Linked DNA regions of Homo sapiens: all the other regions are linked to region 1. Evidence: chromatin loops called from intact Hi-C (ENCODE). Cell type or tissue: heart left ventricle. All regions are shown on one strand. Region 1 holds the start of EML2-AS1 (EML2 antisense RNA 1). Region 2 has its middle 3.2 kb from the start of MIR6088. Region 3 overlaps GPR4 (G protein-coupled receptor 4). Region 4 overlaps RTN2 (reticulon 2). Region 5 has its middle 4.1 kb from the start of ERCC1. Region 6 holds the start of LOC107985315 (a long non-coding RNA gene). Region 7 holds the start of VASP (vasodilator stimulated phosphoprotein).

The links. Peaks named below come from ENCODE experiments on the same cell type or tissue, not always from the same donor. Only the 100,000 strongest peaks of a DNase experiment are listed, where the experiment ranks them.
Region 2: a loop joins it to region 1, with 10 times the contacts of the local background. A loop is called at or near these places in 34 of 110 quality-filtered maps.
Region 3: it touches region 1 in a loop (3-fold over the local background); 89 of 110 quality-filtered maps call a loop at or near these places.
Region 4: it touches region 1 in a loop (4-fold over the local background); 36 of 110 quality-filtered maps call a loop at or near these places.
Region 5: a loop joins it to region 1, with 3 times the contacts of the local background. A loop is called at or near these places in 30 of 110 quality-filtered maps.
Region 6: it touches region 1 in a loop (7-fold over the local background); 97 of 110 quality-filtered maps call a loop at or near these places.
Region 7: a loop joins it to region 1, with 3 times the contacts of the local background. A loop is called at or near these places in 37 of 110 quality-filtered maps.

What each region holds. Positions count from the first base shown.
Region 1 is chr19:45,641,021-45,645,020 of GRCh38, reverse strand. It overlaps EML2-AS1 (EML2 antisense RNA 1), which reads right to left and starts at 3,527. Exons shown (of 2, transcript NR_130729.1): 1 at 3,255-3,527; 2 at 2,181-2,796. It also overlaps a transcript of EML2 not described here. RefSeq lists enhancers at 1,491-1,540, 1,631-1,680, 1,771-1,820, 2,211-2,260, 2,271-2,530 and 2 more. In heart left ventricle, CTCF peaks have their summits at 1,719 (motif pointing right), 2,527 and 2,738; DNase peaks (open chromatin) are centred at 1,740, 2,730, 3,150, 3,550 and 1 weaker place; H3K4me3 peaks cover 1,830 bases; H3K27ac peaks cover 1,073 bases.
Region 2 is chr19:45,437,889-45,441,888 of GRCh38, reverse strand. It overlaps a transcript of ERCC1 not described here. Among named protein-coding and RNA genes, the nearest start is that of MIR6088, 3.2 kb to the right of the region's middle. RefSeq lists silencers at 1,659-1,838, 1,849-2,348 and an enhancer at 1,497-1,996. In heart left ventricle, CTCF peaks have their summits at 1,938 and 2,215 (motif pointing left); DNase peaks (open chromatin) are centred at 1,339, 1,998 and 2,218; H3K4me3 peaks cover 1,165 bases; H3K27ac peaks cover 1,385 bases.
Region 3 is chr19:45,588,816-45,592,815 of GRCh38, reverse strand. GPR4 (G protein-coupled receptor 4) reads left to right here. Exons shown (of 2, transcript NM_005282.3): 2 at 119-3,052. The coding sequence starts at 950. The coding sequence ends at 2,038. Among named protein-coding and RNA genes, the nearest start is that of OPA3, 6.0 kb to the right of the region's middle. In heart left ventricle, a CTCF peak has its summit at 1,716; a DNase peak (open chromatin) is centred at 1,705; H3K27me3 peaks cover 1,904 bases.
Region 4 is chr19:45,491,865-45,495,864 of GRCh38, reverse strand. It overlaps RTN2 (reticulon 2), which reads left to right. Exons shown (of 11, transcript NM_005619.5): 2 at 726-770; 3 at 860-1,339; 4 at 1,445-1,699; 5 at 2,487-2,705. Among named protein-coding and RNA genes, the nearest start is that of RTN2, 3.2 kb to the left of the region's middle. RefSeq lists a silencer at 2,842-3,081. In heart left ventricle, a CTCF peak has its summit at 2,161 (motif pointing left); DNase peaks (open chromatin) are centred at 2,613 and 3,054; H3K4me3 peaks cover 1,337 bases; H3K27ac peaks cover 403 bases.
Region 5 is chr19:45,426,048-45,430,047 of GRCh38, reverse strand. It overlaps a transcript of ERCC1 not described here. Among named protein-coding and RNA genes, the nearest start is that of ERCC1, 4.1 kb to the right of the region's middle. RefSeq lists a silencer at 1,264-1,443. In heart left ventricle, CTCF peaks have their summits at 1,314 (motif pointing left), 2,067 and 2,272; DNase peaks (open chromatin) are centred at 1,197, 1,857 and 2,247; H3K4me3 peaks cover 1,814 bases; H3K27ac peaks cover 2,748 bases.
Region 6 is chr19:45,521,362-45,525,361 of GRCh38, reverse strand. VASP (vasodilator stimulated phosphoprotein) reads right to left here. Exons shown (of 13, transcript NM_003370.4): 4 at 3,956-4,000; 5 at 3,145-3,194; 6 at 2,781-3,022; 7 at 2,544-2,644; 8 at 1,667-1,718; 9 at 1,485-1,521; 10 at 1,220-1,265; 11 at 702-792. LOC107985315 (a long non-coding RNA gene) reads left to right here and starts at 1,049. Exons shown (of 2, transcript XR_001753959.1): 1 at 1,049-1,085. RefSeq lists a silencer at 1,492-1,611 and an enhancer at 2,267-2,819. In heart left ventricle, a CTCF peak has its summit at 1,527 (motif pointing left); a DNase peak (open chromatin) is centred at 1,501; H3K27ac peaks cover 1,018 bases.
Region 7 is chr19:45,504,651-45,508,650 of GRCh38, reverse strand. It overlaps VASP (vasodilator stimulated phosphoprotein), which reads right to left and starts at 1,172. Exons shown (of 13, transcript NM_003370.4): 1 at 875-1,172. The coding sequence starts at 879. It overlaps LOC107985314 (a long non-coding RNA gene), which reads left to right and starts at 1,277. Exons shown (of 2, transcript XR_007067269.1): 1 at 1,277-1,966. RefSeq lists silencers at 48-247, 842-1,021, 1,702-1,831, 1,862-2,111 and enhancers at 1,172-1,441, 723-1,507. In heart left ventricle, a CTCF peak has its summit at 2,121; DNase peaks (open chromatin) are centred at 68, 1,210, 1,750 and 2,060; H3K4me3 peaks cover 2,509 bases; H3K27ac peaks cover 2,567 bases.

The DNA.
Region 1 (4,000 bases):
AAGGAACCTGGGATTGGAAGGGGGAACGGCCTGGGGGTCGATTGGGCCTGGAACTCTGCCCTTTCTCTCTCCCCTCAAGCTTCTGGAATGCTCCCCTATCTCCATAGCAGGGGGACAGACAGAGGGGGTGGGGGTGGATTTGGTGTTGAGTTGAGGGCAGAGTGTGGGACTGGAAAGGGACGGCCAGAGGACTTTGCTTCTAGGATACCTCCCAAATCCTCTGGCCCTGGCCCTCCCATGCATTAGCACCATCCCTTCTCCCTAGACAAATGGGTGTGATACCAGAAGGACCACTGTGGGTGTCGGGCTCAGGTGAGGGGAGATAGGAGAAGAGGGGAGTTGGGAGGGAAAAGTGGGAAGTGAGGCCTGGTCTCTGGGAAAAGGCTGAGGATGGGGGGATGGTCAGGAGGGAGCGGAGGGCTTGAGTCACAGGGATGGGGATGGTGGAGGTGTGGGGGTTGGTAGGATGGGCTGGCCAAGGCCTGACAGTGCAGCTGGCCTCTCTGGGTGGGGCAGAAGGGTCAAGATGAAAGCACCTCTATTAACTCAGTTTGGAGGTTCAGTCCTCTGGGCACACACCCTAGTGCCAGGGACCACTGGAATTGGCAGGGGACCCAGAATGCTTATTTTGTCCTCCTCTGTCCCTCTAAGAGCCAGAATGACAGGGTGGCCATTCCTGTTGAGTATGGGTTCTTCCATTGAACGGCTGTGTGTCCGTGTAACAAGTAACGTCACCTTTCTGGGCTTCAGTAACCTTCCTCCTCCTCTCCTCCTAAAATGGATTATGCTACTACAACTACTAGAGTTGCCAAAAGCATTAGGTATCATAAAAATAGTTAATCCTATTCTGGATTTATCGAGCATCAACATGAGCCGGGAACGTGCTAAATGTTTTGCGTGAGCAGTGCCTGGCACATGTAAGCTCACAGTAACAGATGCCATTTTTCTGGTCGTATAATTAATGGTAGGTAGGACCAGGCTGAGCACAGGAGGTGATTGGGTCCCCAGCCCCCACCTACGGGCTGAGTGATCTTTGGCGTGTCTCTGCACACTCCTACTAGCCTCCTTCCTTAGTTTCCCGTCTGCAAAACGTGATGCCAACAAGACCCCTAGAGGTTTCCCCCTGTTACGAGTTCTAAGTCCTGACGGCTCACTCCTTCTGACCTCAGGAGGCTCCCACCTCCCTCTGCAGGTCCAGGCACCGGACCTGGGAGGCGCTGAGTGGGGGGCAGGGCGGGCAAGCCTCGGCAGGCGATTGGGCTACGAAGGGAAGGAGGGAGGAGCGGCGGCTGCACTGCGGAGCCCAGAGGGCCAGCTGCGCGGCCTGTGGACGCGGGATGGCAGGGGCGAGCTCCACGCCCTGTCCCCGTCTAAGCTACCACCTTTACTTCCACCAGGCTGGGAACCAGGGCTTCCTTGGTTGTGGTCAGCAATGAGTCTGGGTATGAGTATTCTGCGGGAAAAGGGGGAGAGGGGCCACTTCGGTCTCCGCCCCTCCCACTTTGGGAAAATGAGCGGGGTTGGGGGGGCGACTCGGGGAGTCATTTTGGCTGCACCCATAGGCTGGAGAGCCAAATCTGGGGCGCGGGGTACAGAGGCGAAATAAAGAAGGGGAACAGAAAAGAGGAATGCCTGCTGGGGAAGAGTTTGGTTGTCAATCCGGTCTGCATCTCCCTTGGGTCTTCTGGGTCTGCCATGCGCTGCCTGCAACCCCCAAGTCCGCCGCCAGGGGCCGCCGAAGCTCTGTCCTTGCAGCTGGCTCTAGGGTCGAACCCCAGGGTGAGGAGAGGAGGGGAAACGGGGAGGCTAGGCATGACCTTTTGGCTTGGAAAGTCTTAGAAACAGTGAAGAGACGTTGGTATTCATAACAGAATCTTCGTCGGAGGATGTTGGGGATCAATTCTAGAACTTTAGTGTCATTAGGAGTAGGTTGGTGTCATTTTGCAAATGCTCTTATCACTCATAGATACTTAACGTCTTAGTCATAAAATCAAAGAATCTTTTTTTTCTTTTTCTTTTTTCTTTTTTTTTTTTTTGAGACGGAGTCTCGCTTTGTGGCCAGGCTGGAGTGCAGTGGCGCGATCTTGGCTCACGGCAACCTCCGACCCCCCGGGTTCAAGCGATTCCCGTCTCAGCCTCCGGAGTAGCTGGGACTACAGGCACGCGCCACCACGCCCGGCTTTTTTTTAAATTTTATTTTATTTTTAATTTAATTTTATTTTAGTAGAGACGGGGTTTCACCATGTTGGCCAGGATGGTCTCGATCTCCTGACCTCGTGATACGCCCGCCTCGGCCTCCCAAAGTGCTGGGGTTACAGGCGTGAGCCACTGCGCCTGGTCACGTCTTAGTCATAGCATCTTAAAGCCAGAGCGAGAGGCTCCTGGGTTCACAGACTCTTAGAAAATAAGAGGGAAGGGACTTCCCCAAGGTCACACGGCCAGCGCGCTGTGGCAGAGAGGAGTGTGCGGATGGGTTGGAGAGCTGTGGGGATTTCCTTCCCCCTTCAGAGTCCTCTTCCTTGGCTCATGTCCAAGTGTCCCAGCCCCAGGTAGCGGGACAGGAAAGGGGCGTGGCTGGCCCCCCGCTTAGACCCAGGAAGGCGGGAGGGACCCCTTGGGCACTGGAGCTCCTGGGTGGCCCTGCAGCCGGCACTCCCCCGTCTTCCAGATGACAATTTGTCGGGCACGAGCGGTATGGAAGTGGACGACCGCGTGTCGGCGCTGGAGCAGCGGCTGCAGTTACAGGAAGACGAGCTGGCGGTCCTAAAGGCGGCGCTGGCGGATGCTCTGCGTCGCCTGCGGGCATGCGAAGAACAGGGAGCGGCGCTACGCGCGCGGGGCACCCCCAAGGGCCGGGCGCCTCCGCGCTTAGGCACCACTGCCTCGGGTATCCCCGTTAGACTGGAGGGGTGGGATGGGGAGGACCGGGGCCTGGTCCTTATACTCACCCTCTTCTGTCCCCTAACCCCATCCCTCCAGTGTGTCAGCTCTTGAAAGGCCTTCCCACCAGGACGCCCCTTAATGGCTCGGGACCCCCGCGGCGCGTGGGTGGCTATGCCACGTCCCCATCCTCTCCCAAGAAGGAGGCGACCTCCGGGCGCAGGTAAGGCACAAGGCCGGGACCCCCAGCCTCTTCCAAGACCTCGTGGGAGACAGAGGTGGTTTGTTTGCCTGAGCTCCAGCAGCAGAGGGTGCAGGGAGAATCTCGCTTGCTCACGGCACTCGCCTGCTGGCCTAGAAGGCTCTGCCCCCACCTGTGTGCTCTCTTTTAGCAGTGTCCGCCGCTACTTGTCACCAGAGCGCCTCGCCTCGGTGCGCCGTGAGGACCCCCGCAGCCGGACCACATCCTCCAGCAGCAACTGTAGCGCCAAAAAGGAAGGGTAAGGACTGGGGCGGCGTCAAGCCGCAGAAAGAGATAGGGAGGAAATGGTCGAGAAATGTAGTCATGCCCCAGGCCACGAGGTCGTAACCTAGAGTGGGGCCAGCTAGTTCAAAAGCGGGGACGGTGCCAGAGCCTTGGAGGGACCAATCTTGAGGTGGCACGGTAACAGTGGAAGGTCTGGGAGGGCGGAGTCAATATTGAGGGGCGTGGCCAGAGTTTTTAGAAGCTGGACGGTCAGGTCTACTGGGTGAGGAAGTCAGGGAGGAGCTTGGCTTATGGGCGTGGTTATTAAGGTACAGGAGAGGCCCCGTTGAGTTTCAGGGATGAAGTCAAGGCAGCAGCCACAGAGTTTCTACAAGGAAAGAGGGAGTCTGAGGAATTTAAGGGTGCAGCCACAGTGTTCGCCTGGGCGAAATTAAAATCTGGGGTACGGAGTAACAGAGGCTGAGACCAGGTGGAGGCATTCCAGATTCCAGAAGCTTTGACATCAAAATCGGGGGGCACTGCCAGGTTGAAAAGGGCGTGGCTTAAAGGTTGGGCGGGGCCGTAGGGGCGTGGTCAAATGCCAAGAGGTGCAGCCAACTTGGAGGCCTCGAAGGTATTCACATAAGGAATACG
Region 2 (4,000 bases), 200 kb after region 1:
AACACTGTGAAACCCCGTCTCTACTAAAAATACAAAAAATTAGTTGGGCGTGGTGGCATGCGCCTGGCCTGTAGTCCCAGCTACTTGGGAGGCTGAGGCAGGAGAACCACTTGAACCCAGGAGGCAGAGGTTGCAGTGAGCCGAGATCCCGCCACTGCACTCCAGCCTGGGTGACAGAGCAAGACTCCGTCTCAGAAAAAAAAAAAAAAAATTAGGCTGGACGCAGTGGCTTACGCCTGTAATCCCGGCACTTTGGGAGGCCGAGGTGGGCGGATCACTTGAGGTCAGGAGTTTGAGACCAGCCTGGACAACATAGTAAAACCCCGTCTCTACAAAAAAATACAAAAATTAGCCAGGCTTGGTAGCAGGCGCCTGTAATCCCAGCTACTCGAAAATTTTAGAAGTTACTTAAAAATTACCATCTCTGCACTGACTCTGAAACTTATCTAGGTATCTTCCACCCACATTTCACCTCAGGGATGACCCCCCCGCCATCCACCCTGCTACCTGGGTGGAGACCTGGGCCTCAACTGGGTATCTCTCCCACCCACTGCAGGGTCAGGGCCAGGCCCAAGACCTTAGTCACTCATTCTGACCTCTGTCACCCTCAGGGAAGTCAGTGTGCTCCCTTTAAACCCCCAGAACATGCAGTGTAGGTCCTTGAGGCCTGACACTGATGCTTGGAGTGGGCACTGAGAATCTCAGGATATGGAAATGGGGAGGCCCTTAGATGATCTCAGTGCAAAGGGAAGACCTAGGCCCAGGGAACAGAGTTCTGACTGTTCCCAAGGCCTGGAGCTGTTGTGTCCAATCACTGACTTGCAAGGGAGGAAAGAATCTTAGTGGAGGCGGGCTCTGTAGCTCATGCCTGTCATTTCAGTGCCTTCCTAGGAGGAGGCCAGAGGATAGCTTGAGGCCAGGAGCTCAAGACCAGCCTGGACAAGGCGGGCAAGGCATGGAGACTCTGTCTCTACAAAAAAATGAAAAATTAGCCAGGTGTGCTGGTGCACACCTGTAGTCCCAGCTACTAGGAAGGCTGAGGTGGGAGGATCTCTTGAACCCAGGAGTTCAAGGCTGCAGTCAACTAAGATCCCAGCACTGCATTCCAGCATGGGCAACACTGCACTCCAGCCTGGGCGACAGAGCAAGGCCTTGTCTGAAATAAAAAATATTAGTGGAGGTGGGTAAATAAAGAAACGGCTCAAGGCTGAGCCCTAACTCTGGTGACACAGTGATCAAATTTGGTGACAAAGACGGTCATCCTTCCCCAGCCTGAGCCCCGACCCTGGTCACAGAATGAGCCGTGATGCTGGCCATGCCTCGCCTCAGCTCTGAAGACTAGGCCAGACTGAAGTGTCCCATGCTCCAACCCCCAGATCTAAGCCTACCCCTGCCCACAGTAGAAACAAACCAAGAAATCAGATCCTCACCCCCAGCCCTCAGCCCTCAGCCCGCAGGTCTCCTGACTCCCTGTGATCCTCTCGCCCTGCTCTGCCCCCATAAAGGTTGGCCTTGAGGACAGAGATGGTAAGGGGCAGATTCAGGACGACAGGAGATTGGCGATGAGGGTGGAGAGGGGAAATAGGGACAGGAGTAGGACAGGCTGGGGGATGCGGATGAGTACCAGTGGGGGACATCGCTGGGGGTGTAGGGGAGGGGGGAGTTATGATGAGGAATGGAGGTGAAGCTGAGGATGGGGGACAGGGGATGAGGATACAATGTGGGGGACGTAGGAAGGCAGCCAGGCTAGCGGCGGGGCGGGGTCGCAGTCGGGGGCGAGTGTGACCGCCAGGGCAGAGTGGGGGTGCGCTGGGGACAGCGGCGCCTGCTCGGCCGGGCTGCGCCCAGCACCGCTCCCCCCGCGCGCTCCCCCTTCCGCTCCCCGGAAGCGCTGAGTCGTCCTGCCTTATCTGGGGGCCGCTATTTCGGGCTCGGCTCGGAGCGCGGCAACTATTTTTAGCGGAGCTGGGGTAAAAATGGACGCGGCGCCGCGCGGGTTCCCGAGGCCGTGCGCGCCCCCTCGCGACCACTGAGGGCCCCGGGGAGGAGCGCGCGCCTGAGTCACAGCCGTCCCCCTACCCCGAGGCACGGCGAGGGGGCCTCGATCGGGGGCGCCCTGGACACCCCGCGTGCACACCCGCCTCCCGGGCTCCCGGGCGCCGGCGAGCCGGCAGGGCGCAGAATCTTCCAGGGGCGTCGGGACGCGTCCGCCGGGGTTCAGAGCCGACGGCGGAGTTTTGGGCAGGGGCGCCGCGCCCCCTGGTGGCCCCCGCAGGGATCGCAGGCAGGAGCTGGGCCTGAGTCCGTCTCAGCTTATCTATTCATTTATTTTTATTATGATTATGATTATTTCTTTGAGATAGAATCTCGCTATATTGCCCCAGGATTGTCTAGAACTCCTGGGCTCAAGCGATCCTGCTACCTCGGCCTCCCAAAGTGCTGGGATTAAAGGCCTGAGCCACTGCACCCGGCCTATTATTATTAACTACTATTATTATTTTTTTAAATCTGACCTCGTCGTCCACACCCATTTTATAAATGAGGAAACTGAGGTCCGGAGAGGAACTGGGTTGAGGCATTGCAGCATGAACCGCAATGTACCATCATTTCAACTTGAGCTTGGACACTTCCTAAATGGGGAATTCACTGCCTCCCAGAAAACGAGGCGCTATTTGTTTTTTTGTTTGTTTGTTTTTGTTTTTTGAGACAGAGTCTCGCTCTGTCGCCCAGGCTGGAGTGCAGTGGTGCGATCTCAGCTCACTGCAACCTACACCTCCTGGGTGCAAGAAATTCTCCTGCCTTAGCCTCCCGAGTAGCTGGGATTACAGGCATGCGCCACAACGGCTGGCTAATTTTGTATTTTTAGTAGAGATGGGGTTGGGAGAGGAAGAACAGAGAGATGCGGTTAAAAAATACCAAACTACAGTCAGATAAGAGGAATAACTTCGGGCCGGGCGCGGTGGTTCACACCTGTAATCCCAGCACTTCGGGAGGCCGAGTGGGGCGGATCACTTGAGGTCGGGATTTCGAGACCAGCCTGACCAACACGGAGAAACCCCGTCTCTACTAAAAATACAAAATTAGCCGGGCGTGGTGGCGCATGCCTATAATCCCAGTTACTTGGGAGGCTGAGGCAGGAGAATTGCTGGACCCAGGGAGGCGGAGGTCACGCTGAGCCGAGATCCAGCCATTGCACTCCAGCCTGGGCAAAAAGAACAAAACTCTGTCTTAAAAAATAATAATAATAATAAATAAAAATAATTAGCCGGGCGTGATAGTGCACACCTGTAGTCCCAGCTACTCAGAAGGCTGAGGTAGGAGGATCACAGGAGCATGGGAGGCAAAGGTTGCAGTGAGCCGAGATTGTGCCACTGCACTCCAGCCTGGGCGACAGAGTGAGACTGTCTTAAAATAAATAAATAAACAAACAAACAAACACATAAAAAATAAAATTACACATATGGATCCAGCAATCCCACTTCTGGGTGTATATTGCAAATAAATTGACATCAAGATGTCAGGGCCAGGTGCGGTGACTCACGCCTATAAATCCAGCAGTTTGGGAGGCCGAAGCAGGAGGATGGCTTGAGCCCAGGAGTTGGAGACTAATCTGGGCAATGTAGTGAGATGCCATCTCTACAAAAAGCACAATAATAAAAATAAAAAAAATCAGATGAGAGGCCGGGCACAGTGGCTCACGCCTGTAATCCCAGCACTTTGGGAGACGGAGGCGGGTGGATCACGAGGTCAGGAGATCGACACCATCCTGGCTGACACGGTGAAATCCCATCTCTACTAAAAATACAAAAAAAATTTAGCTGGGCGTGGTCTCACACGCCTGTAGTCCCAGCTACTCGGGAGGCGGAGGCAGGAGAATCACTTGAACCCAGGAGGCAGAGGTTGCAGTGAGCCGAGATTGTGCCACTGCACTCCAGCCTGGGCAGCAGAGCGAGACTCCGTCTCAAAAAAAAAAAAAATCAGATGAGAACACGTAGTGACA
Region 3 (4,000 bases), 52 kb after region 1:
AAGTAGGCATTGTTGGGGTGTCCAGTCTCTGCAGTTCACAGCAATTATGGTGAGGAGTGTGGGGAGAAGAAGGTTGGAGTGTCCATGACTCCCTCACTGCTGTCCTCTCTCCCAACAGGCACTGCAGTCAGCGGTGAACTGACTTCATCCCAATCCCTCAGCCCCCACCAGGACCAGTCTGGAGTCCCTCCCCTGCCCCCATTGAAATTTCCCTTCCGTCCCCAAACTTACCTCTGATCTAGACCTTACTCACCTCCTTCCTGTTTCCTAAGACTCCTTCCTGCCGTCCACAGACCGAGCCTTTTATCTTTGTCCACCCTGTGCCAGACACCTCCTTTTCCAGAACCTTCTCCTTACTGGTGACCTTACTTATCTCTGTTGCTTTCTGGGGTCCTAGGAAATGCCAGCACTCCCACCCACATTGCCTGAACTTTCCAACACTCCCTAACTGCGCTGTGTCCTATCTCAACACTTTCTCATGTATTTCTTGTGTCTTCTAGAACATTCCCCCGCCATTATTACTTCAATATGGCTACACATACTTCCTAATTGCCCTGCAAACCATCTCCTTCTCACCATTGCCCAGCGATGCTTTCGTCTCCTCCATAAACACTCCCGGAGACCAATTTTTGTGTCACCCCCATACTCCCTCGTTGACACACTGACTCCATACATAACCTCCTTGAAAAACCTCTTTATTAATCTCACCATCCTCCAGACTTCCCTCCTGTCATAATTCCATCCCTCCTCCAACTTTTCCCTCTCAAGCTCTGCCCTTCCCAGCCCAGCCCAGCCTACCCAACCTCATCTCTTCCCTGTAGACCACATCCCACCATGTTCCCCTGAGCCTCCAAGGAAGGGGCTCAGGGGGCCCCATGGCCTCCCGCTCCCTGTGGCCCCACAGCCCCCGTGGGCCAGGGGAAGCGCCCCAGAAGCCGAAGTGCCCACCATGGGCAACCACACGTGGGAGGGCTGCCACGTGGACTCGCGCGTGGACCACCTCTTTCCGCCATCCCTCTACATCTTTGTCATCGGCGTGGGGCTGCCCACCAACTGCCTGGCTCTGTGGGCGGCCTACCGCCAGGTGCAACAGCGCAACGAGCTGGGCGTCTACCTGATGAACCTCAGCATCGCCGACCTGCTGTACATCTGCACGCTGCCGCTGTGGGTGGACTACTTCCTGCACCACGACAACTGGATCCACGGCCCCGGGTCCTGCAAGCTCTTTGGGTTCATCTTCTACACCAATATCTACATCAGCATCGCCTTCCTGTGCTGCATCTCGGTGGACCGCTACCTGGCTGTGGCCCACCCACTCCGCTTCGCCCGCCTGCGCCGCGTCAAGACCGCCGTGGCCGTGAGCTCCGTGGTCTGGGCCACGGAGCTGGGCGCCAACTCGGCGCCCCTGTTCCATGACGAGCTCTTCCGAGACCGCTACAACCACACCTTCTGCTTTGAGAAGTTCCCCATGGAAGGCTGGGTGGCCTGGATGAACCTCTATCGGGTGTTCGTGGGCTTCCTCTTCCCGTGGGCGCTCATGCTGCTGTCGTACCGGGGCATCCTGCGGGCCGTGCGGGGCAGCGTGTCCACCGAGCGCCAGGAGAAGGCCAAGATCAAGCGGCTGGCCCTCAGCCTCATCGCCATCGTGCTGGTCTGCTTTGCGCCCTATCACGTGCTCTTGCTGTCCCGCAGCGCCATCTACCTGGGCCGCCCCTGGGACTGCGGCTTCGAGGAGCGCGTCTTTTCTGCATACCACAGCTCACTGGCTTTCACCAGCCTCAACTGTGTGGCGGACCCCATCCTCTACTGCCTGGTCAACGAGGGCGCCCGCAGCGATGTGGCCAAGGCCCTGCACAACCTGCTCCGCTTTCTGGCCAGCGACAAGCCCCAGGAGATGGCCAATGCCTCGCTCACCCTGGAGACCCCACTCACCTCCAAGAGGAACAGCACAGCCAAAGCCATGACTGGCAGCTGGGCGGCCACTCCGCCCTCCCAGGGGGACCAGGTGCAGCTGAAGATGCTGCCGCCAGCACAATGAACCCCGAGTGGCACAGAATCCCCAGTTTTCCCCTCTCATCCCACAGTCCCTTCTCTCCTGGTCTGGTGTATGCAAATTGTATGGAAAAAGGGCTGTGTTAATATTCATAAGAATACAAGAACTTAGGAAGAGTGAGGTTGGTGTGTCACTGGTCAACCTTTGTGCTCCCAGATCCCATCACAGTTTGGCGATTGTGGAGGGCCTCCTGAAGGAGGAGATGAGTAAATATATTTTTTTGGAGACAGGGTCTCACTGTGTTGCCCAGGCTGGAGTGCAGTAGTGCAGTCGTGGCTCACTGCAGCCTCCACCTCCTGGGCTCTCCAGCGATCTTCCCACATCAGCCTCCCGAGTAGCTGGGACCACAAATGTGAGCCACCATGCCTGGCTAATTTTTGTACTTTTTGTAGAAATGGAGTCTCACTATGTTTCCCAGGCTGATCTTGAACTCCTGGGCTCAAGAGATCCTCCTGCCTTGGCCTCCCAAAGTGCTCAGATTAGAGATGTGAGCCGCCATGTCTGGCCAGATAAATTAAGTCAAACATTTGGTTTCCAGAAAATAAAGACAAATAGAGAAGGTTAGATTTTTTTTTTTCCAACAAGTGGATAAAAGTCTGTGACTCGGGGGAAAGTGGAAGGAGAAATGCAGCCGATATAGAGTCATTATGTTTGCAAAGCCCCTGGTCATACAGGCCAGGGAACATAAGACCGCAATTCTAAGTTTCTAGATAAACAGCGATCTCCAAGTCAAGACTGAGGATGAAGAGGGAGAATGTCAGAACTCAAGTGAAGGGCAATCAGGGCAGACTGCCTGGAGGAGTGATGCCAGAAGGTTTGGGAAGAAGGTGTGGGACAAGAAGAAAGGGTATTTATTCATTCATTCAACAGAGGTTTATGTAGGGCACTGTGCTGGGTGGGGCTGGGGACACAACAATGACTGAGGCAGCCTGGCCTTGCCTTCACAGGGCTCACCATACACAAGTAAATAAAAAATATGTAATGTTTGGAATTGCTAAATGGGAAGGGGACATTTTTCTATGTAAAGCCAGTTGAGGGAACAGAGGATGACTTGGAGTCTGATCTGGAGGAGGGCAGAGAAGGGCTTGCTGAGGTGGCTTTCCAGCAAAGACTTGAAGCATGGGCGGCACTCAGCCTTGTGGCTGTTGTGGGAAGAGCATTTCAGGCAGAGGGAACTGCAGGTGCAAGGGCTCTGGGGTTAGACAGTGTCTGAATTTTGGGCCGGGCGCAGTGGCTCACGCCTGTAATCCCAGCACTTTGGGAGGCCAAGGCGGGCGGATCACCTGAGGTCAGGAGTTCGAGACCAGCCTGGCCAACATGGTGAAACCCCGTCTCTACTAAAATACAAAAAAAAGTAGCTGAGCGTGGTGGTGGGTGCCTGTAATCCCAGCTAGTTGGGAGGCTGAGGCAGGAGAATCGCTTGAACCCGGGAGGCAGAGGTTGCAGTGAGCTGAGATTGTGCCACTGCACTCCAGCCTGGGTGACAAGAGCGAAACTCCATCTCAAATAATAATAATAGAGTGTCTGAATTTTGAAAGATAGCAGGTATGGCAGTGTGGCTGGAGAGGAGGTAGAGAGGACGAGAGGAAAGGGGAAATGAGACAAGAGAGGGGACAGCAGGTCGTGTGGGGCCATGTAAATCCTAGTGAGGACTCTGCCTTTTAATCTGAGATAAATGGGAGCTATGAGGGGGTTCTCAGTAGAGGATGAAGGTGATTTGACTTAAGTATTAACAGTATCCCACGGGCTGTTGAGTGGGGAGTAGAATATGGGAGATTGGCTGGGCACAGTGGCTCAAGCCTGTAATCCCAGCACTTTGGGAGGCTGAGGCAGGAGGACTGCTTGAGGCCAGGAGTTTGGGACCAGCCTAGGCAACATAGGGAGACCCAGTTTCTACAGAAATTTTAAAAATTAGCCGGGCATGGTGGTATGTGTCTGTAGTCCCAG
Region 4 (4,000 bases), 150 kb after region 1:
GACCACCTCGTCTGTCTCTCCCCACCGCCCTTACCTCTCTGTTCTCACCTCCCACTCCTCTCCTCCTCAGTCACTCTTCTCCAGTCATATCTTCGCACCTCTCAGTTCCTCAGATGCCAAGCATGGTGCCTGGCTCAGGGCCTTTGCACTGGCTTTCTTCTCTACCTGGAAGACGTCCCTGAACATCTGCATGGCTTCCTCACTTCCTTCAGATCTCTGCTCAAACGTCATCTTATCAGAGAAGCCTTCTTGACCACCCTATGAGAAACAGCACCCCTTCACTTTCTCTTCCCCTACCCTTCTTTACTTTGCTCCCTATGCTCATCTGCACCCGACGTCATATATTCACTTGTTTATTGTTTGTCTATCCCAAAGAGTGTCAGCTCTAGGAGGGCAGGGATTTTGTCTGTTTTCTTCACAGCTGTATCCCCAGGACCTAGAACAGTGCCTGGCACATAGTAGGTGCTCAATAAGTGGTTGTTGAACGAATGAATGAATTGAAACCTCCTAAGATTCCTACTTTGAAGACTCTAAGATTAAGATTCCTGGATTTGGACTTCAAAGACTCTGAGCTTCATCAGGCAGTGATGCTAGGTTTTAGAGTCTGTGTGCAGAATGTTCTAAAAATCCCGTGATTCAAATATTCTAAGATTCCAGGACTGGGACACTTCTGTGATTCGGACAGTCTAAGCTTCTAAGAGTCTTCGATTCTTTCCCTCTCGCAGAAGAAGCTCCGTCTACAGCCTCCTCAACTCCTGATTCCACAGAAGGTAAGTGGTGGGGAGCATGTGAAGGGGCTCAGGGCTGGGCAGCTCAGGGACCTGCTGAGGGAAACAAGGCTCTCCTTCACCCACTGCAGGAGGGAACGACGACTCTGATTTTCGAGAGCTGCACACAGCCCGGGAATTCTCAGAGGAGGACGAGGAGGAGACCACGTCGCAGGACTGGGGCACCCCCCGGGAGCTGACCTTCTCCTACATCGCCTTTGATGGTGTAGTGGGCTCCGGGGGCCGCAGGGATTCAACTGCCCGCCGCCCCCGCCCCCAGGGCCGCTCAGTCTCGGAACCACGAGACCAGCACCCTCAGCCCAGCCTGGGCGACAGCTTGGAGAGCATCCCCAGCCTGAGCCAATCCCCGGAGCCTGGACGACGGGGTGATCCTGACACCGCGCCTCCATCCGAGCGCCCTCTGGAAGACCTGAGGCTTCGGTTGGACCATCTGGGCTGGGTGGCCCGGGGAACGGGATCCGGGGAGGACTCTTCCACCAGCAGCTCCACCCCGCTGGAAGACGAAGAACCCCAAGAACCCAACAGATTGGAGACAGGAGAAGCTGGGGAAGGTGAGATGTCCGAGGTGCTGGGACCAAAGCCAAGAGGGGTGGGTGGTTTCTCCTTGGGGCACCTCCAAGAAGAAAGCTCACGGCCTCCTCTCTCTACCGTATCAGAACTGGACCTACGACTCCGACTTGCTCAGCCCTCATCGCCCGAGGTCTTGACTCCCCAGCTCAGTCCGGGCTCTGGGACACCCCAGGCCGGTACTCCGTCCCCATCCCGATCGCGAGATTCGAACTCTGGGCCCGAAGAGCCATTGCTGGAAGAGGAAGAAAAGCAGTGGGGGCCACTGGAGCGAGAGCCAGTAAGGGGACAGTGCCTCGATAGCACGGACCAATTAGAATTCACGGTGGAGCCACGCCTTCTAGGTAAGCAACGTGTATGAAGATGCTGCATTGGCCCACAGAAGGCAAAAGGTGAGAGGATTTTGAATTAAAGGGACCAACCTCGCAAAGGAACAGTACATAGTGGAAAAGGGAAGAGATAGACGTGATATCACATCTGGCTAGACGTGATAAACTCCGCTTTTTAAAAAAATTTCCCCGGCCGGGCGCGGTGGCTCATGCCTGTAATCCCAGCCCTTTGGGAGGCCGAGGCGGGCGGATCACTTGAGGTGAGGAGTTCGAGATCAGCCTGGCCAACATGGTGAAACCCCGTCTGTACTCGGGAGGCTGAGGCAGGAGAATCGCTTGAACCTGGAAGGCAGAGGTTGCAGTGAGCCAAGATCGCGCCACTGCACTCCAGCCTGGGCGACAGAGCGAGACTCCGTCTCAAAAAATAAAAATAAAATAAAATAATCCTCCCTCTTCTGGAGTGCTCCTCCTAGTGGCTGATTTTGGACAGGCCAAATCCCTGAAAAAATACAGTTCTCTCCTTATTTAGATGTGGCCGTAGAATATTTATAAGTAAACTCTGTGCCTTTTAAAAACTCTTCTTTTTGGCCGGGCGCAGTGGCTCATGCCTGTAATCCTAAACACTTTGGGAGGCCGAGGCGGGAGGATCCTTTGAAGCCAAGAGTGCAAGACCAGCCTGGGCAACATAGGGAGACTCGATCTCTATTTGAAAAAACAAACAAAAACCCTCTTTTTCCTGACCACATCTATTGGCCAGTTGTAAAATGACCCAGCCTTACTTTAAAATATGCTCCGCCTCCAGGAACAGCTATGGAATGGTTAAAGACATCATTGCTTTTGGCTGTTTACAAGACGGTTCCAATTTTGGAATTGTCCCCACCTCTGTGGACAGCCATTGGCTGGGTCCAAAGGGGCCCCACCCCCCCTACTCCTGTCCTCCGGGTTCTACTGAAGTGGGCAAAATCCCCGAGAAGCAGCGGTGTCCCCAGCCTCTCACTCGGAGCCGATATGGGGAGTAAAGGTGGGCTTGCGGAACGGGCTGGACGGGGGCTGAGGTCGGCGGAACGGGGTCCAAACTCGCCCTTATCTCCTGCACATCCGGAGCATTTTTATTACTGATCTGCTTCCGCAGCGCTGCAGGCTGGGGCTAGGGGGCCGAGGGGCAGTATAGGGAGGACCCAGAGGGAGCATGGGGTCCCTTCTCCTTCGAGCCAGCACTTTGGGGCCCAGGAGCAGGGAGGACCCCCTCCCCCAGCCTCGGCCCCAGGCAGCGCTGTCACTCAGGGGCCAGACGGGCCAGAACAGCTGCGGGGAGGCCCCCTCCCCCCAGCGTGCCTAAACTTAGCCCCCGCCTCAGGCGACCTGGCCCCTCCCCCATCCACCGGCGCCGGCCACTAGGAGCCTGCCTGGGAGGGCCCTGCTATGGGGAGGGAGGGGCTGCCCTATTTGGAGGTAAATGAGAGGAGATGCATTGGAAGGAGACGGAAGTGAGGGGTGAGCCTCTAAGAGGGACCGGTCGGAGGGGTCAGTTGGAGGGAGTGTGGGAGGATAGAGAGGATCTGGAAAGAAATAGAAAGGTACTGAGTTCCTGGTTTTCAGGACTCAAAGGAAAGCAGATTACTAAAGTTTCTTTTTCTTTTTAAGCCACAGAGTCTCCCTCTGTCGCCCTTTCTGGAGTGCAGTGGTGGGATCATAGCTCACTGCAGCCTCCAACACCTGGGCACAAGTGATCCTCCCACCTCAGCCTCCCAAGTAGTTGGGACTAGAGCCACAGGCCACCACGCCCTGCTAATTTTCTTATTTTGTTTGTAGAGACAGGGTCTCACTATGTTGTCCAGGCCTCAGGTGATCCTCCCGCCTCGGCCTCCCAAAGTGTTGTGATTACAGGAGTGAGCCTAAAGTTTAGACAGATGAGATGAAGGTTGGGGTACAAAGGTCACTGGTCAGGGCTGAGGTTGGGTTTAGGAGGTGTGTTTTAGGGTCTCAGAAAGGGGTCAGAAATTTGAGTTAGGCCCTGGAAAGGAGTATGGCGTGATTAATACATTTAGGACTTAGAAACATGTGTTGCTAAGGGTATCAAGGGGATATCACTTTACACCTGACAGATTGGCAAAAGTTAAAAAGAACTGCAACCCACTGCAGGGCAGGATGCTGGGAAAAGATCTTTCTCTTGCTTCTTGTGGAAATAAGAACTGTTATGGTCTTACTAGTAAGCAGTGTTTCAAAATTTATGACATTAAAAAAATATATATGACCGAGCGCGGTGGCTCATGCCTGTAATCCCAACACTTTGGGAGGCCGAGGTGGGAGGATCAC
Region 5 (4,000 bases), 210 kb after region 1:
CTTTGGGAGGCCGAGGCGGGTGGATCACCTGAGGTCAGGAGTTCGAAACCAGCCTGGCCAACATGGTGAAACCCCATCTCTACTAAAAATAAAAAATTAGCTGGGTGTGGTGGCATGCGCCTGTAGTCCCAGCTACTCAGGAGGCTGAGGCAGGAGAATCACTTGAACCTGGGAGGCGGAAGTTGCAGTGAATCGTGATCATGCCACTGCACTACAGCCTGGGTGACAGAGCGAGACTCTGTCTCAAATAATAATAATGATAATAATAAAAATAAAGGAATTGCCCTGGGCACCAGGTCCTGGAGGTACATGAGTTCTCAAGGCTGAGAAGGCAAGGAAGAACATTCTAGGGAATGGGAACAGTATGCAAGAAATCGTGACAAGTGGAGAATGGCATGTGCTCTGGAATGGCAACTACCCAGGGTCCCTGAGTCCATTCCTTTGCCTCCAGAACATCCCAGTTCTCTTGCTGGTGAGAAACAAGTGTGTATATCTGGTTCACCTCCCCTCTTTCCGCCTTTCTCATTTTGTATAAATAGGTCCTCCATTCTGTCTTTATTTTTCTTTCCTTCTTTCTTTCTTTTTTTGAGATGGAGTTTCGCTGTTTTTGCCCAGACTGGAGTGCAGTGGCGCGATCTTGGCTCACTACAACCTCTGTCTCCCAGGTTCAAGCGATTCTCCTGCCTCAGCCTCCCGAGTAGCTGGGATTATAGGCATGAGCCACCACGCCTGGCTAATTTTGTGTTTTTAGTAGAGATGAGGTTTCATCATGCTGGCCAGGCTGGTCTCAATCTCCTGACCTCAGGTGATCTGCCCTCCTCGGCTTCTCAAAGTGCTGAGATTACAGGCGGGAGCCACCGCGCCCGGCCCAGTTCTGGGGTTTTTTGTGTGTGTGGAAGTCCCACTTCTGATCCAACCTCAGTCTCTCATGCTGCAGATCTTTCCTTTGCTGTACATCCATCCACAGCCTCTCCAGCGGAGACTTGGGATGTCCCACCAAAAAAGGTGCCCGGGAGGACGCGGAGTAGGGGCTAGGCGCCTCCACTGCCCCCCATCCGGGGGCCTCCGCTTGGGGCCGGGTGAGTCAGCCCCCGGCGGCTCCCGCGTCATCCCGGCCGCTCCGCTCCGCGCTATTTCGGGCTCCGGGCGCTATAAATAGAGGCTCGCCGAGCCGAGCCGCCCCCCTCCACTCGGGCCCCCCTGCGTCCCCGGCCCCGCCGCGATCGCCGGGCCGCGCGTCACCGCGGCTAAGTTTAGAGGCGGGCGGGGACGCCAGCCTGGTCACTGCGCCCCCCGGCGGTGCCCGCTTCCAGAGCCTTCGGCCGGGCTGCTCTCCGCCCCCCGTTCAGGTCCCCTTTGGCGGAATTGTCGGTGAGGGTCCCGTCCTTACAGTCTCCGTCCCCACCCCACCCGTTCCGGGGCGAACAAAGGGCTCGAAGTTGAGAGGAGGGGAAGGTTTGGGATGGGAGCAGGGGCCGTAGCTGGGGAGTGGCCCAAACTGGAGTTGCGGCTGAATTCTGGAACTTGGGGCGTTTGGAAGAAAGAGGCGGAATCGGAGCTTGGATACGGCTGGGGGATTCGAACGCGCAACTCTGGGAGCCGGGGAGATTCGAATCCGGGATTCCAAAGTTTAGTTTTGAAACAGCTTAGGCTGGGAGCAGTGGCTCACTACAGTAATCCCGACACTTTGGGAGGGCGAGAAGGGAGGATCGCTTGAGCCCAGGAGTTCGAGACCAGCCTGGGCTATAGTGAGACCCCACCCCCCCACCCCCACGCCTCTACAAAAAAAATACAAAAGTTGGCCAGGCGTGGTGGCGCGCGCCTGTGGTCCAGCTACTCGGTAAGCTGATGTGGGAGGATCATCTGAGCCCGGGAGGTTGAGGCTGCAGTGAGGTGTGATCGCACCACCGCACTCTAGTCTGGGTGACAGAGAGAGACTCCGTCTCAAAAAAAAAAAAAAAAAAGAAAGAAAGAAAGAAAAAGAAAAAAAGAAAAGAAACTGAGGGTAGAAATCCAACATCCAACTTGCCAACTTGGAAATAACGTAGAACCCAGGGCAATTTTTTCCCCTCGCTCTTAACTAACGTTAACCGATTCAGAATTCCACTGATCGCAGGCGGCGGGCCCTTTACCGCACTTCTGCTTCAAGGAAATGAATCGGGAGCGGGGAATGGGCCGCCTTCTAGGGGGTCCTGCCCCCGCTGGGTTCTGGCGGAGCAGAGAGGCCCCGGCTCCCCAACACTTCCAATCCTCTTGTGGTGCACCATCGCCCCCTTGCAGAAAACGCAGGAGTTGCAGGGTTAAGTCTGGCAATTCCATTCCCCAAGGGGATAACTGAGTCACAAGCCCTTCTACTTGGGATGACCTACTTCTAGAATCGCTGTATGGTCTTGGATACAGAGGCATATTTCATTTTTTCTTTTTTTCGTTTTTTGAGACGGAGTCTCGCTCTGTCGCCCAGGCTAGAGTGCAGTGGTGTAATCTCGGCTCACTGCAACCTCCGCCTCCTGGGTTCAAGCAATTCTCCGTCTCAGCCTCCCGAGTAGCTGGGATTACAGGCGTCCGCCACCACGCCCGGCTAATTTTTTTTTTGTATTTTTTAGTAGAGACAAGGTTTCATCATCTTGGCCAGGCTGGTTTTGAACTCCTGACCTCGTGATCCACCTTCCATCGGCCTCCCAAAGTGCCGAGATTACAGGCGTGAGCCACTGTGCCCGGCCTCCTGGGGGAAAATTATACCTAGTGATGAGACTATTAGACTGATTCTCCTTCCTTCCTACTAGGCGTGAGCCACCTCTCCTGGCCCCTATATCTTCTAACATTGCAAGAAACAATACTAAGAACCTAGGATTCTGGATTTCCTTTTTCTTTCCTTTCTTTTCTTTCGTTTTTTTGTTTGTTTGTTTGTTTTGTTTTGTTTGTTTTTGGTCTCACTCTGTCACCCAGGCTGGAGTGCAGTGGCACAATCGCAGCTCACTGCAGCCTCTGCCTCCTGGGCTCAAGCAATTCTCCCTCCTCAGCCTCCTGAGTATCTGGGACTACAGGTGCACACCAACACACATAGCTTTTTTTTTTTTTTTTTTTTTTTAGATGGAGTTTCGCTTTTGTCGCCCAGGCTGGAGTACAATTGCGTGATCTTGGCTCACTACAACTTCCACCTCCCGGGTTCAAGTGATTCTCCTGCCTCAGCTTTCCAAAGTGCTGGGATTACAGGCATGAGCTACCTTGCCCAGCCAATTTTTGTGTTTTTTTGTAGAGATGGGGTTTTGTCATGTTGCCCTGGCTGGTCTTGAACTCTGGAGCCCAAGCAATCTGCCCACCTTGGCCTCCTAAATTGTTGGGATTATAGGCATGAGCCACCGCACCCAGCCTAGAATTCTGGATTTCAATTGTTAGGGTGAAAAGAAAAAGGCATTTGAGGTAAGCAAGGTTCAGGACAATAAATCTGGGCAATAGATCAAGACCTTGTCTCAAAAAAAATTTTTTTTTTTTTTTTGAGATGGAGTTTCACTCTTGTTGCCCAGGCTGGAGTGCAATGGTGCGATCTCAGCTCACCGCAACCTTTGCCTCCAGGGTTCAAGCAATTCTCCTGCCTCAGCCTCCTGAGTAGCTGGGATTACAGGCATGTGCCACCATGCCCGGCTAATTTTTTTTTTTTTTTTTTTTTTTGAGACAGAGTCTGGCTCTGTCACCCAGGCTGGAGTCCAGTGGCACAATCTCGGCTCACTGCAGCCTCCGCCTCCCAGGTTCAAGCGATTCTTCTGCCTCAGCCTCCTGAGTAGCTGGGACTACAGGTGTGCGCTACCACGCCCAACTAATTTTAGTATTTTTAGTAAAGACGGGGTTTCACCATATTGGCCAGGCTGGTCTTGAACTCCTGACCTCGTGATCCGCCTGTCTCGGCCTCCCAAAGTGCTGGGATTACAGGTGTGAGCCACTGCACCGGGACTCTAATTTTGTATTTTTAATAGAGATAGGATTTCTCCATGTTGGTCAGGCT
Region 6 (4,000 bases), 120 kb after region 1:
GAACCCCTGACCTCAGGTGATCCACCCACCTCGGCCTCCCAAAGTGCTGGGATTACAGGCATGAGCCACCGCACCTGGCCTTCTCAGGTAACTTTTAAAAGTTATTTTTAGAGATGGGGGTCTCCCGATGTTGCCCCAGGCTGGTCTCAAACTCCTGGCCTCAAGCAATGCTCCCACCTCAGCCTCGCAATGTGCTGAAATTACACACATGAGCCACCGTGCCCTGCCAGAGTCCCCTCTTTCTTGTTGATGGAAAAGCCAGGGGTAGTAGGTTTGAGACCTACCCCTACATCGACACCATGACATCGCTGTCAAGGTCGCAGAGTGACTGGAGGATTCTAGGGGAGAATTCTGGATCCTTGGAGCCGGAAAAGTACTGGAGAACATCCAGTACCAAGGTTGGCAAGCGCATTCCAGCCTCCTGCCAACTCCAATTGGTGATGGACAGCTGGGTCAATGTGCGGAAAGAATTCAAGGCACTCATCTGGAATGAGCGCGGTGATAGATTAATAATGTCTGTCACAGGTGCCAGAAAAGGGGGTGTGGAGTCTCGGTCATCCTTGACCCAATCCAGTTTCTCCATTTGTCAGATTGGAAACCTGAGGTTTCTGAGATGTTATCTAGGATCATACGGCATGCCAGTGGCAGGGGCCAGACCTAGATCTCTCTTGCTGTGGTCCCCAACTTCCCCCCCAAGTTACCTGTTTCACCCTCTGTAGGTCCGAGTAATCACTGGAGCTGGGCGTGCAGGGTTGGGTCTCGGAAGTGGTCACCGAAGAAGACGACTTCATCCTGGGGGAGTTGGTGTGGTTTGGGACAGCAATGAGATTAGAGAGAGGACCTGCTTCCCCGCCTCCTATTCCAGGGGTCACATTGAGCTCTGCCTTATAAATTGGGCAAGTCCAAGTATTTTTGGGGCCCCAGTTTTTTTTTTTTTTGGTTTTGGTTTGTTGTGTTTTGTTTTGAGACAGTCACATTCTATTTCTCAGGCTGGAGTGCAGGCATGATGATGGCTCGCTGAGGCCTCAACTTCCTGGGCTCAAGTAATCCTCCCACCTCAGCCTCCTGAGTAGCTGGGACCACAGGTAAGTGCTACCACGCCTGGCTAATTTTTGTAGAGATGGGGTGTCGCCATGTTGCCCAGGCTGGTCTTGACCTCCTGGGCTCAAGCGATCTGCCCGCCTTTACCTCCCCAAGGGCCCCAGGACCGATGGCCTACCTTGGCAAGGTTGTGCTGTTCTTCTCCCAGGGTCTCCGCACAGATTCTGGGGATAGGCAAGAAATCAGAAAGATCAGGGACAAAAGACTGCCCCCCAATCAATCTTACTCCCCCAACCTCATCAGCCCCTGATCAAAGCCCCATCTCAGGAGACTACAATCCCCAGCACCATTCGCCCTGACTCTCCTATAAGGGTGCTTAACATGTGAGAACAGAGTATTCTGGGATTTGTAGTTCCTGTGGCTGGACTGGGCACTCTACTCACCACTCTGGGCCGGGACTCTGGCCTCTGGCTCCTCCTGCTGGTAGGAAATAAAACTGCCATGAGCCAGCCCCTGCCACACCTCTGCCCATTTCCTCTTTCAGGTTCAAACCCCACACATCCCACTATCCCTACCCTCATGGTACGGCCTAAGAGATGTAGGGCAAGAAGAGTCCCTGACTTACATTGGCAGATTCATCCTTGGGGGTTTTCTCCCCAACTTGCGTGGCTTTCCTTCTGCAGGAGAGAAAAGCAAAAACACGTGCTTCCGTCACCCAACCCATCCCCTTCTGAGGGGAGTTCTAGAAATGTAGATCCTAGCGCATAGAATTCTGGAACTCCGAAAACCTAAGGAAACTCTAGTTTTAGAAATTCAAGAGATTGTGCTGGGCGCAGTGGCCTGTAATGCCAACACTTTGAGAGGCTGAAGCAGGTGGATCTCTTGAGGTCAAGAGTTCAAGACCAGCCTGGCCAACATGGTGAAATCCTGTGTCTACTAAAAATACAAAAATTAGCCGGGTGTGGTGACTCATGCCTGTAATCCCGGCTACTTAGGAGGCTGAGGCAGAAGAACTGCCTGAACCCAGGAGGCGGAGGTTGCAGTGGACCGAGATCATACCACTGCACTCCAGCCTGGGTGACAGAGCAAGACTCCATCTCAAAAAAAAAAAAAAAAAAAAAAAAAAAAAATTCAAGAGATTGTGGTTCTAGAATCAGGGTGGAGGAGGTTCTATGATTCTTATATTAGGGAACAGTAAGATTCCGAGGGTGGAGCGGTGCTGTGTTGGAACACTGAGATTGCAGGAACCTGAGTTCCCAGAATTCTGAGGCAGGATCTCCTACGGTTCTAGAATTCTGGGTTTTAGAACATCTACAGGCTACCTAGGTGGTTGCAAGCCTCAGGCATTTCATGACAAACCCCACCATTATATCCCAAACCTGGTTATCAAAGGGGGAACATTCACCAAAAGAAACAAACTAAACAGGAATTGGAGCCCTCCTCTGACTGGGCCCTACTGAACTGGAACTCCAGGTGACTTGGGGGTCCAGGCTCAGGCTCACCTCCGGGCCAGCATGGCGTTCATCTCTTCCATGAGTCCCCCACCTCCGCTTCGACCACTCTCAGCTTTGGGGGCTGTGGGCCCCCCTGAGGCCTCCTCCTGCTGGAGAAATTTAAAAGGGGCAGGAGCTTTAGGGGCAGGCCTTTTGGCCTTCCAGCCCAATGACACCGCCGGCAGCCCTGGCCTCATCCCCCATAAAAGCCCTGTTGCCCCCTGCCCACCTCTCCCGGCCCCTCACCTTGCTGACTTTCCTGAGTTTGGCTCCAGCAATAGCTGCGGCCAGGCCTGGGGCCCCAGCTCCCCCACCACCAGGGCCCTGTGCTGCCGGGAGAGGGGGTGCAGGGGGTGGTCCTCCCCCTGCTCCGTGCGCTGCAGCTGGGACCCCCGAAGGGGGCAAACCTGGGGGTGGGGGGGGACCTGGAGGAGGGGGAGGTCCTGGTGGTGGGGGTGGACCCCCAGCGGGGGGAGCAGGTGGGCCTCCTGAAACAAACACAGAAAAGGGGGCAGCTGAGAGAGAGAAGCCTCATTCTTCACTGTCCAGCTGGCTGGCCACTTCCTCCAGGGAGGCCCCCTCCCAACTCCCGAAGCTATCTGAGCATCACCTGCATTGGAGACCCGGCGCTCTATGTGCTCCGACGGGCCGGGCTGCTGCCTGTGGGGGGAGGCGAGAGAGCTGCCGTCAATCAGGGCCCTAAGGATGGCCAGCGAAGGGGCCAGCGACCTCCGTCCTCTCTCTCAGAGGTCTCCAGGGTGGCTGGCTCCTAATACTCACCCAAGCCTTCCTCCCCTAGGGAACCAAGAAGGGGGCTGGGTGAGAGTAGGGGGAATGGAGGGCAGGGCAGCGACAGGGAGAGATCAGGATGCGAGATCCCAGTCACTAAACTGTCAGGAACACCGAATTACAAAATGCCCAAGATTCTTTCTTTTCTTTTTTTTTTTTTGAGACTCTGTCACCCAGGCTGGAGTGCAGTGGCTCGATCTTGGCTCACTGCAACCTCTGCCTCCCGGGTTCAAGCGATTCTCCTGCCTCGGCCTGCCGAGCTGGGATTACAGGCACGGGCGCCACCATGACCGGCTAATTTTTGTTATCTTCAGTAGAGACGGGATTTCGCCATGTTGGCCAGGCTGGTCTCAAACTCCTGACCTCAGGCGATCTGCCCGCCTCGGCCTCCCAGAGTGCTGGGATTACAGGCGTGAGCCACCACGCCCAGCCACAAGATTCTTTCAACCACCATATTCTGATTTCCAGGAATCTGCAGGGACCAGGAGGTTCTGCAACTCTGAGTGTCAGAAGTTTCTTGAACATTCTGAAAACTGCAAGTTGGCTGGGTTCTGAACTCTAGGAGTCAAGGGTTCCAGAACATATGGAACTCTGGCAGCGGCTAAGGTTCCCCACCCAGGGCCCAGCCCCACCTTTTCTGCTGCTCCACCTCCTCCGGGGAGGGGCCGTTCGGGACC
Region 7 (4,000 bases), 140 kb after region 1:
AAGGCAGCCGGCCTACAGCGCTTGGTGCCCGCCCCCCACACCAGCTGTCTCGACAGGTGAGTCAGGAAGACAAAGGCCCCCTTCCCCCAGCTGCCGCGCCCCCTCCCTCTCCAGGGCCGCGCAGGTGGGGGAGCCGGGCCGCCCTTATGGCCGGAGGCGGGGAGCCGCCCTCTGCTCCGAGCGCCCGCTCGGTCCTAGGCACGGCCAGTTAAGCAGATTGTGTGCGGAGCGACGGGGAAGGGGGGGGTCCCACCAGACTCTGGAGGCTGCGTCCAGGTCCCTGGATCGGTTCACACCAGCCTCCTCCACAGGAAGACCTAAGTGACCCCCAAAATCCAGGGGATTAAGAAGTACCCCCGAAGTTATGGAGCGCGGTCCCACTTGGGGAGACTTTTTCCAGCACCAAGTAAACGGGGGACCTGCACACCCAGGGTCTGAGTCTCAGTCTCTCTTCCAAGTCCCAGGGTATCCCAAATCGGTCCCCCACAATCCTTCCCGGACCTCGAGCTGAAGTCTGGGGGGAGGGGGAGGAGAGTCTGAGCCCTGCCTCAATCCTGGCATCCCTGCGGGGAGTCGCTGCCAACTTTGAGGTCCTCTAAAAAAAGTCTTAACAATTCGGGAGTCCTCCGAGCGCCCCCAAATCTTGAGGGCTCCCAGGAGAACCTCACCGCCACCACCCCCCGAGCTTGGGGAGTCAGTCGTGGAGAAGTGATCGACGGTTCTGGGGCGCGTCCAAGGGGATTCAGCTCAAATCCGAGGCTCCCAAGGATCTGTCCCCAAATTCCAGCCCGGAGCTAGCTGGGGGGGAGGGGGACAAAGGCGGGGCGCGGAGCCCGCCCGGGCGGGGACGGGTCGGGGGGCAGGTCCGGCTCACCTCATGGCTGCTCGGCGGGCGGGCGGCTCGCCCACGGGCTGGCTGCTCCCGGGGCGCCCCTGGCTGGAGGTTCAGGGGTTCGGGGCTGGCTCCGGGCTCGGCTCAGGCTCCCCCAGGGTCCCGCCCCATAGAGTCCGGCTTCCTGGGGAGAATGTGGACCGGGCCGGGGCGGGTCTCCGGGCGCCGCTTCCCTCAGGCGGTCTGATGAGAGGTTCCTGCAGCAGAAAGGGGATGCAGCGTCCGCTCCCCAGCGCGCACCCCTTGCCGGTGGCGGCTACAGTGTTACTCTTACTACTGTACTTCTCTTCGTTACATTTCGTTCCAAAATTCCACTCCCCGCACCCACAATGCCCCGCGCCTTAAAGGGGCCGCGTGCGCCTCCAGGCGAGGGGGTGGAGGGCGCTTAAAAGGGCAACTCTGCACCCTCGGCTTCCGCGATCTCGCTCCTCTCCCCAATGTTGTAGCCCAGGGGTGCACCCTGGGAATCACCCCCACCTGAGGGGCAAGTTGGTGAAGGGGAAGGGGACCTCCCTTGCTTCCTAGTTCGCTCCCACTGTGGGAATTCTGAGGAGGGTCTCGGAAGGGGCGCGATTTCTTTCCCCATCGACTTCTCCATCTCGTACTCCGCTCAATTTTGGGGGTCGAGGAGGACCCTCAAGTTAAGCAAGTGGTCTCAGATTTTCTCCCTGAAATCCCATCTTCGGAACACCGCCCCTCCCCAGCGTTTCTCTTCTGTCAATTTCGGAGAGGTTACTAAGGGGGCGAGACCCCCACCCGCACGGGAGTGGAAGTCGGGGGAGTAGGGCCCAACCCCTCTCACCCCACCCCGCCCGCCCCGGGAAGGTGAGGAGGAAGTGGGCCAAGGGGGCGCGGTCGGTCGCTGACTCACAGCCGCAGGGTCGGGGGTGGGGTGGGGTGGAGGTGGGGACTGGCGAGGAGTGCGGGAGTGGGGGGCCCGGCATTCGCCCGGGGTGGGCAGGAGGCGCCGGCTTCTTTGGTGTGTAAAGCCTCCGGCCCACGCACGCCCCGCTCTGACTCAGTTTCGCCTGCGGAGGACAGCAGGATCATCCCAGCCCTCAGGAGGGCCCGGAGGTGAGGAGACCCTCCCGGGAGCCCCCGCCCCCACACGCCGGCTCCGGGCTGAGCCCAGACACCCTCTGAGGCTTCCGCAGCGTGTCTTGCCGGCCCCGCCCCGAGTGACGTCACTGATTTGGTCGCGCCCCTTGGGTAGAGCGCCACCTGGCCCGGGTGAGGCGCCCGAGCCCTGGGAAATCAGTTAGTTCCACATTTACACACGGGTAAACTGAGGCCTGGAGACAGGGAATGAATCTGGCCTATGGCCCTCTTGCCTGAGCCCCCAGAACCCGGAAAGCCACCAAGGTCTGAGTGTAAAACCAACAATTCTCAGGGCCAGCTGACTATGTGAGAGAATCCACTTTTCCAGCGTATGTCCAAGCCGAGTCCCATGTCCGGATGTTGATGTTGTCCTGACCTCCTTTACCTGGGGAGCACGTCATCCTTCCAGGCCAAGCTTTGACATTAATTCCCCTCCCCTTCTCCACCCCACTCTGGGAGACCTTGAACCCTGTTCCTCGGAGGTTATCATTGTTTCTCAGTGTGTTTCCTCAGGCTGAGTTGTCTGGGAGAATGGGTAGACTAAATTTCTTTTTTTCTTTTTTTTTTTTTGAGATGTAGTCTCTCGCTGTCACCCAGGCTGGAGGGCGCTGGCTCGATCCCCGCTTACTGCAACCTCCCCCTCCTGGGTTCAAGCAATTCTCCTGCCTCACCCTCCTAAAGTAGCTGGGATTACAGGCACGGGCCACCAAGCCCAACTAATTTTTGTATTTTTAGTAGAGATGGGATTTCACCATGTTGGCCAGGCTGGTCTCAAACTTATGACCTCAGGTGATCTGCCTGCCTCAGTCTCCCAAAGTGCTAGGATTACAGGCATGAGCCACTGCACCCAGTTGACTTAATCAATTTCTGGACCTCACTCACCCCAGCCAGGCCCGCCCGGCTCAGCAGCTCAACAAACTTACCTAGTTGAATGAGTTACCAGTTCAGTGTGACCTTGGGTAACTGTGTTCTCCTCTCTGGGTCTCAGCTTTCCCATCTGTGACATAGGAGGGGTGGCATTTCTGGGTGCCACCTACACTACAACAACAGTCAGCAAACATGGTTTTTTGTTTGTTTGTTTGTTGGAGACAGGGTCTTTGTTGCCCATGCCGGAGCGCAGTAGCATAACCAGGGCTCATTCGATCCTCTAACCTCAGCCCACTGAGTAGCTGGGACTGTAGGTCCACACCACCATGCCAGGCTAATTTTTTGTAGAGACAGGGTTTAGCTGTGTTGCCCAGGCTGGTCTCAAACTCCTGGGCTAAAGTGATCAGCCTGGCTCAGCCTCCCAAAGTGCTGGGATTGGAGGTGTGAGTCACCAGGCCCAGCCGGCAAACATTTTCTGTAAAAGTTCAAATAGGAAATATTTTAGATATGCTAGACATAGGGTCTGGTTTACACACTCTTCAGTTTTTCTTTTTTCTTACAAGGCTTAAAAACTGTAAAAAAAACTCTTCTTAGCTTAAGTGCTGTACAAAACAGGTAGCAAGACCCCTGTGTAAGAGAACGCTTGCATATGTACATAACGATCTTTACGGTAGCAGTGATGTGAGAGCAAGAAATTGGAAATAGCTTAAATGTTCATCAAGAGGACAGGGGAGGCTGGGCACAGTGGCTCACGCCTGTAATCCCAGCACTTTGGGAGGCCGAGGCGGGTGGATCACTTGAGGTCAGGAGTTCAAGACCAGCCTGGCCAACATGGTGAAACCCCGTTTCTACCAAAAACAAAAAATTAACCAGGCATGGTGGCACACACCTGTAATCCCAGCTACTTGGGTGGCTGAGGGGCTGAGGTGGGAGGATCACTTGAACCCCGGAGGCGGAGGTTGCAGTGAGCCAAGATCGTGACACTACACTCCAGCCTGGGAGACAGAGCAAGACTCCTCAAAAAAAATTAAACAAAACAAAACAAAAAAAAGATGAGGGCAGGGAATAGTGAAACCCTTGGACATCCTTTTCTGAAGCACGGAGTGAGCAGCAACTTAAGGAGGTGTGGACTGGGCAAGGTGT